Linked DNA regions of Homo sapiens: region 1 is linked to region 2. The links are chromatin loops, found by intact Hi-C in ENCODE. Cell type or tissue: HCT116. All regions are shown on one strand. Links, peaks and the distances in the headings refer to the core of each region. The heading gives the core; the rest is flanking DNA. Region 1 holds the start of LOC105376000 (a long non-coding RNA gene). Region 2 overlaps IFT74 (intraflagellar transport 74).

Region 1 (2,919 bases), core at 308-2,807, 250 kb after region 2:
TGGCATAACCTAGCCACAAAAAAGGAGATCAATCACACTGAGCAAAAAAAAAAAAATAATCATATGGAAACAGTGTCCATTTTTAACAGTGACTGTCTGCCTCACCACCTTTGTGGCAATAAGGTAGATATAAACAAATTGATTTTTGAGAAAATGAGACCAACTCACCAAATATTTAATTTATATATATACACACACATGCATACAGCTACAAAAACTATAACTGAATACCAATAACTAAATATGACTTGTCCATGTGGATACTGTGCCTAAGTGTCTTATCAAACAATGGAACATACAAGAAAAATTGAAAGTAGAGTGCTTTTTGAGTAAAAGAGGGTTAGACATGAGGACACTGCCTTATATCTTTGAATATCTTATATCTCTTTGTGTCTTTGAAGATTTGTTTTTGTATTATACTATTAATGGAAAGAGTAGAACAGAAAGGGGAATATGACCCAAGTTTATTCTTCCTTGCTCAGAGTGAGGAAATAGCAGCTTTCAAAAGGTAAAAGCCAAAGAATTTGAAATAGGTGGAACAAAAAAGATTGATGATTGGAATAAATGGAGATTTCCTTAATTTTTTATTCAGCAGATATTTGCCAATGGCCTATTATGAACCGTACCCTAAAAGCTTCACAAAGGAAAAGTGAATGGGCAGACGGGAATTTGATGTTTCTAAAAGACATGTGTGACCTGATGTGGAATTAATATACCAATATGTGAAATTTCCAGAAAGTAAGAGAATGTAAGTGGGGAGTGAGGAGTAAAGGTGAGTAAAGGTGTGTGGTAAATGAGATGGGGGTGGGGGGGAATGACAGTTCCAGAAACCATATGGGAAGAGAATATGAAATGCAGAAATGTTTTAGATAAAAATGTCATGAGCATTGGCAAAATAATTAGAAGCTGGGCTGCCAGAAAGCAATGGAAAAGAATATGATTAACATAAAAATGTATTGACAGGCTTGAAGGAGTTATTGTGATGATCACACCTGGAATTAAGGCACCATGGAGGAGCTAACTGGAATGAGACTGCAGAGATACAATGGGCACAATACAGTATGTATTGTAATGAAGGAGGAAGCACACGTTTATTTTTGGTAAGAAAAGAGCATGACTCTTACTTGCTGTAAACAGGAGAACTTGAACATACAGAAGGTGAAGAGGAAAGGAACCAACATTTTTTGGCCTTACTGTCTTTAAGCCACTTGACATAGGTCATCTCGTTAAGCATAACAGCTCTAGGATATTATACCCATTTTGCATAAGAAAAAAACCAAAGCTCAGAAATTGTAAGTAATTGGCCAAGATCACACAGCTAGTAAGTGGCAGTGCTGGAATTCCAACTCAGGTGCACCTGCTTTAAAAGTAAGCAAGGGTGTAGCAGTCAAGATCAGACCAGGAGACCAAAACCACACCGATTCATTTTACTAAATTGAATATTAAAAATTGCACTAAAGGTGTTAATGAACTGAAAATGCAAAAAGTGAACATTAAGATAATCACAGATGTGGCAGCTTCGGGAAGCAGTGACAAGGCATTGGGTTGGGGGAACAAATGTCTGCGAGGAGGTTGAAATCGTCAAACCTAGGAGCTTGGAGGAAAGGCCCCCTGGGGCTGGAACCCAGAACTCTGGGGAAGATGCACTCCTTGCTGGTGCTGGTGTCTACGAGAGCGTGAGTCGAGGCTGTTTTGTAATTGCAGGAAAAACTACAAACTGGAATCAAATCCTGCTACAGGAGCAAGTTGCTGCTGCCAGGGTGAAGAAACGCTGCTGGGGTGATGCCCATAGCAACATGACGCCGACAGGACAGGCAAGTCCCTTCCACCCTCCGGCTTCCCTTAGTGCCCCCTGTTGGCTGAGTCTAACAAAGCAGCTGGCAAGGTGGTTCTCAGAATTCCTGCCCCATCACAAAGCCCAGCACAGAAGGGTGGGTCTGAAGCGGGATATGTAGCTTGATGATTGGAACAAAGAACAGAGGCTAAGGAAAACAGTTTCGTTATCTCCCCCATAACAGTTCAGAAGAGTTTTATGCTTAACAGAAGGAAAGACAGATTTTAATATTGGCTTTGGAGGAAGGGACATAAACAAGTTACGTTTCACTGATTTCTGCAAATTCGTGCAAAATTAAAACTACAGAATACATTGGAAAGAAATATACCTTTAGAATCTCCAAGTACATAGAGAACTGCTTTACTTAGGCGTTACATAAATACAAACGCATATTAATTACCCTGTTCAGTGAGGTAGAAAAAAGACAATTAATTGTTTAGCTGCTGAAGATTCTTTATTATTAGGACAGAAGGACAATTAGCTTTAAAAGCATTGCTCAGAACATGTATTTTTTTTTCCCCAAATGTTGCTTTTTTTTTTTTTTTTTTCCGAAACAGAACAAACCAAGCCCTTTCCCGCAAGAACTACATTGTGAAGAAAGCAAATGCTAAGTAGGAATTAGAAAAAAGAAAACATGCCTAAAGCCCATGGGAATGACAATTCCTGGTTAACTGTAAAAAATGGGGAATGTAATTGAGACAGATGACCAGATTTAGGAAAAATAAACCTCACCATTAAAATCTAATTAAATATTTACATTTCAGCATTAAGTTTCTTCTCAAAAGTTTTGTGAGCAGCGGGGTGACAGTGAAGATTATTGACTATAATTTGCCGAAGTTTTTTAAACTAAATTAGTTTTGTGCAATGTATGGAAGGTTTACTCAGCCGCACTTATCCAGCGGCTGCTTTATTATTCTTTTAAAGTGAATCATTTATAACTGTTCTCAGAGATCTTTTATCAGCTACTTATCTCCTTCAACTGGACTTGTGATGCCAAGGGATAAAATGAATTGCTGGCTAATATTGTGAGAATTAATCAGACCACAACAGCAGGAGAGTAATGACTTACTTACAGTCAGATATTT
Region 2 (2,919 bases), core at 205-2,704:
TAATTCCGTTTTTGTTTGTTTTAGAGACAAGGGCTCACTATGTTATTCAGGCTGGTCTTGAACTACTGGCCTGAAGAGATCCTTCTGCCTCAGCTATCCAAGTAGCTGGGATTACAGGTGAGAATCACTGTGCCTGGTTCAAAACTCTACTTTTTTAAAACAAAAAAAGGCTGGAAGTTTGGGCATGGTGGCATGCACCAACAGGCCCAGCTACTTGGCAGTCTGAGATGAGAAGATTATTTAAAACCCAGGAGTTCGAGGCCAGCCTGGAGAACATAGAGAGACCGTCTTTTAAAAAAACAAAAAATATAGACAAAAATAAAAATTTTAAAAACTATGTGAAAAAATAGTAATGATGATCGATAATGATATTATAGTTGATTTTTATTTTCTCCTTTATACAATTTGGTATTTTCCGCCTTATTGCAATGAGTATCTATTACCCTTAAAAATCAGGAAAAAATAAGAAAACTTTAATCTTGTAAAAACAAATGGATATAAATCCATCCTAAGATGACCATGTAAGTACTAAAGGGCTTACATTGTTAAACAAGCATTCATATTATTACTCAACAAGATTCTCTACTTCAGGTATGCAAAATCCAACATAACACTATACGACCTCAGGAAAGGCCAAAAGACTCCCTTTATGTCAGTTCATATAATACATACAGGCATGAGAAGATATAAAAGATGTGAGATATGGCAAGGTTTCTCTTCAAATAGCCTGCTCAGCTACTTATTCTCTAATTCCAGGTACCCCCTGCCTTTCTTCTCCTTTTTTCTTCTTTCTGATTTTACTACATGCCCAGGCATGCCACAGCCCCAGCTCACATTCCTTTCCTTATTTAGGAAAAGACTGGCTCTCTAGTCCTCTGTAGATGACCCCTTCCTCCTCTCCCCTCTCTCCCATCATGCGCCCACCTTATCTAAGAAAGTTTAAATGTTTAGCCAATTGGGTCTAGTTTAGATTGTGCAGTCCGACCCCAGCCAATGGGGAAAGGGCACGAGGGCAGGAGTCACATTAGGAATAAAAGCTTCTACTCTACTTTCTTCAGTGTGCTCTCATGACAAGCAGCCCTGTAAGAAGCACCCTACTGCGCAAAAGTAAATTTGCTTTGCTGAGAAATCCTTTGTTTGAGTACTCGTCTTTCTTTACGACTTCAAGCTTTCTTTCTAACAATTCTGGGGGCTTGTCGGGGATTCCCATTCTCCTTCAAGAAGAGGTCTTCAGTCACCCCACCCAGGGGGAGACGTGTCCCACTGTCGCATTGCAGTGGCCTCAGGGATGGGAGACTGAGACCCACCCATTGTGACAAACAAATCCAAGCTCTCAGCAATGGGGAAAGGAGAGGCTTACAACACCGCGGCGACCAAGTAACTCTGTGCACAGACCAAGGTGAAAAACGGTACAAGAACAACAAAGTATTTCCTAGGTGGTCAGGGTATCTTGGAGGATAAAAGTGTATGTAGATGATGTTAACACTACTGCTGTGTGGATTGAGTGGGTCCTATCTGCACGGTCCCGTGGTCACCTCATGTGGCAGATCCTGCCATTTCCCACAAGGGAAGCAGCCAGAGTGGAAAAAGCGAAAGAAGGATGCAAGGAGCCTCCAACAGGTGGGGCTAAAGGATAGGCAAGAAATCTCTAATACGAGGGACTGAGCCTTAACAATGCCTATGGAAATCGATAGGCAAGAAATCTCTAATATGAGGGATTGAGCCTCAGAGCCTCAGTGAGCTTCTGAAAGGACGGAGGGCGAGAAATCTCTAGTAGGAGAGGTTGAGAAGCTCCAGGGAAAGGCCTATTTCAGTTAGACACCATCCCAAACCTCCAAGATGGGAAATGTTTCACGTAAGACAGGAAAAATAAACAGCCAAGCGCGTGATGAAATTCCTCCTGATAGTCCCTTGGGACTTATGTTAAAATATTGGAAAGATAATGAAAGAACTAAACATAAAAGAAAAGAGCAAATGATACAATATTGTTGTTTTATTTGGACTGAAGGCCCATCCTCAAACCCTCAGTTTTCCGGCCAAAATTTGGTTCCAATGAAGAGTGGATTTGTCAGCTCTTAATCGAACATGTTAATGACAAAAGCCCTGTCTCCCAAAAGGAAACAGACTATGCTCTTTTTTGGAGGCAAGAACCTGTCCTCCTTTACCCTTTAAAAACCAGAGGGAACAAGCCAGAAACCAACTCCTCTAAAAGAGAAAGAGTCCCTGTTCCTAAACAACCCACACCCACCAACACATGGGATCCTCTGGATCATCTTCCTCTGCTCAGTGCCCCTGACCCTCCCCCTCAGGCAGCTGCTGCCGCCTCAGGTCTCATTCCAGATCCTTTCCCTGCTCACGTTATTCCTCCTCCTTATAACCCTGACTTTGGGAATTATCATCCCATGAGCCTGTCCCCTCCCAGCCTATTAAGTACCCCTCCCTGAAAGGACTTCAACGTGAGATAGAACAATGTAAAAAGGATATCCAAAATTTCCCATTTCCCTCCACACCTAAGGAGTCAGCCCCGACTCTCTTCCCCTTAAAAGAGGTTCCACAAGGAGGGGGAGCCATTGGCTTTGTAAATATTCCCTTGACCAGTTCAGAGGTGCAAAGTTTGAAAAAAGAGCTTCAGCTCCTGTTGGATGACCCTTATGGGGTGGCTGATTAAGTTGATCAATTCTTAGGACCTCAATTATATACCTGGGTCGAGTTAATATCCATCCCAGGCATCCTCTTTTCGGAGGAGAAAAAAAGCATAACCGTAGGGCTGCTATGGCAATTTGGAAACGTGAATACTCTCCTGGTCAGAATGTCCCTACCGCGGACCAAAAATTTCCCGCTTAAGACCTCAGGTGGGACAATAATAATGCAGCTCACCAGGAAAACATGGAAGATCTAAGGGAAATGATAATAAAAGGA

The links. A loop is a pair of places that touch in the nucleus more often than their neighbours do. Peaks named below come from ENCODE experiments on the same cell type or tissue, not always from the same donor. Only the 100,000 strongest peaks of a DNase experiment are listed, where the experiment ranks them.
Region 1: a loop joins it to region 2, with 5 times the contacts of the local background. A loop is called at or near these places in 1 of 110 quality-filtered maps.

The regions. Positions count from the first base shown.
Region 1 is chr9:26,722,617-26,725,535 of GRCh38, reverse strand. LOC105376000 (a long non-coding RNA gene) reads left to right here and starts at 593. Exons shown (of 4, transcript XR_001746638.2): 1 at 593-772; 2 at 964-1,100; 3 at 1,705-2,919. In HCT116, for the core only: a CTCF peak has its summit at 1,866 (motif pointing left); a DNase peak (open chromatin) is centred at 1,865.
Region 2 is chr9:26,974,536-26,977,454 of GRCh38, reverse strand. All of the region lies in intron 2 of IFT74 (intraflagellar transport 74), which reads right to left. Among named protein-coding and RNA genes, the nearest start is that of IFT74, 20 kb to the right of the region's middle. RefSeq lists an enhancer at 1,257-1,827. In HCT116, for the core only: a CTCF peak has its summit at 1,638; a DNase peak (open chromatin) is centred at 1,604; H3K27ac peaks cover 1,216 bases.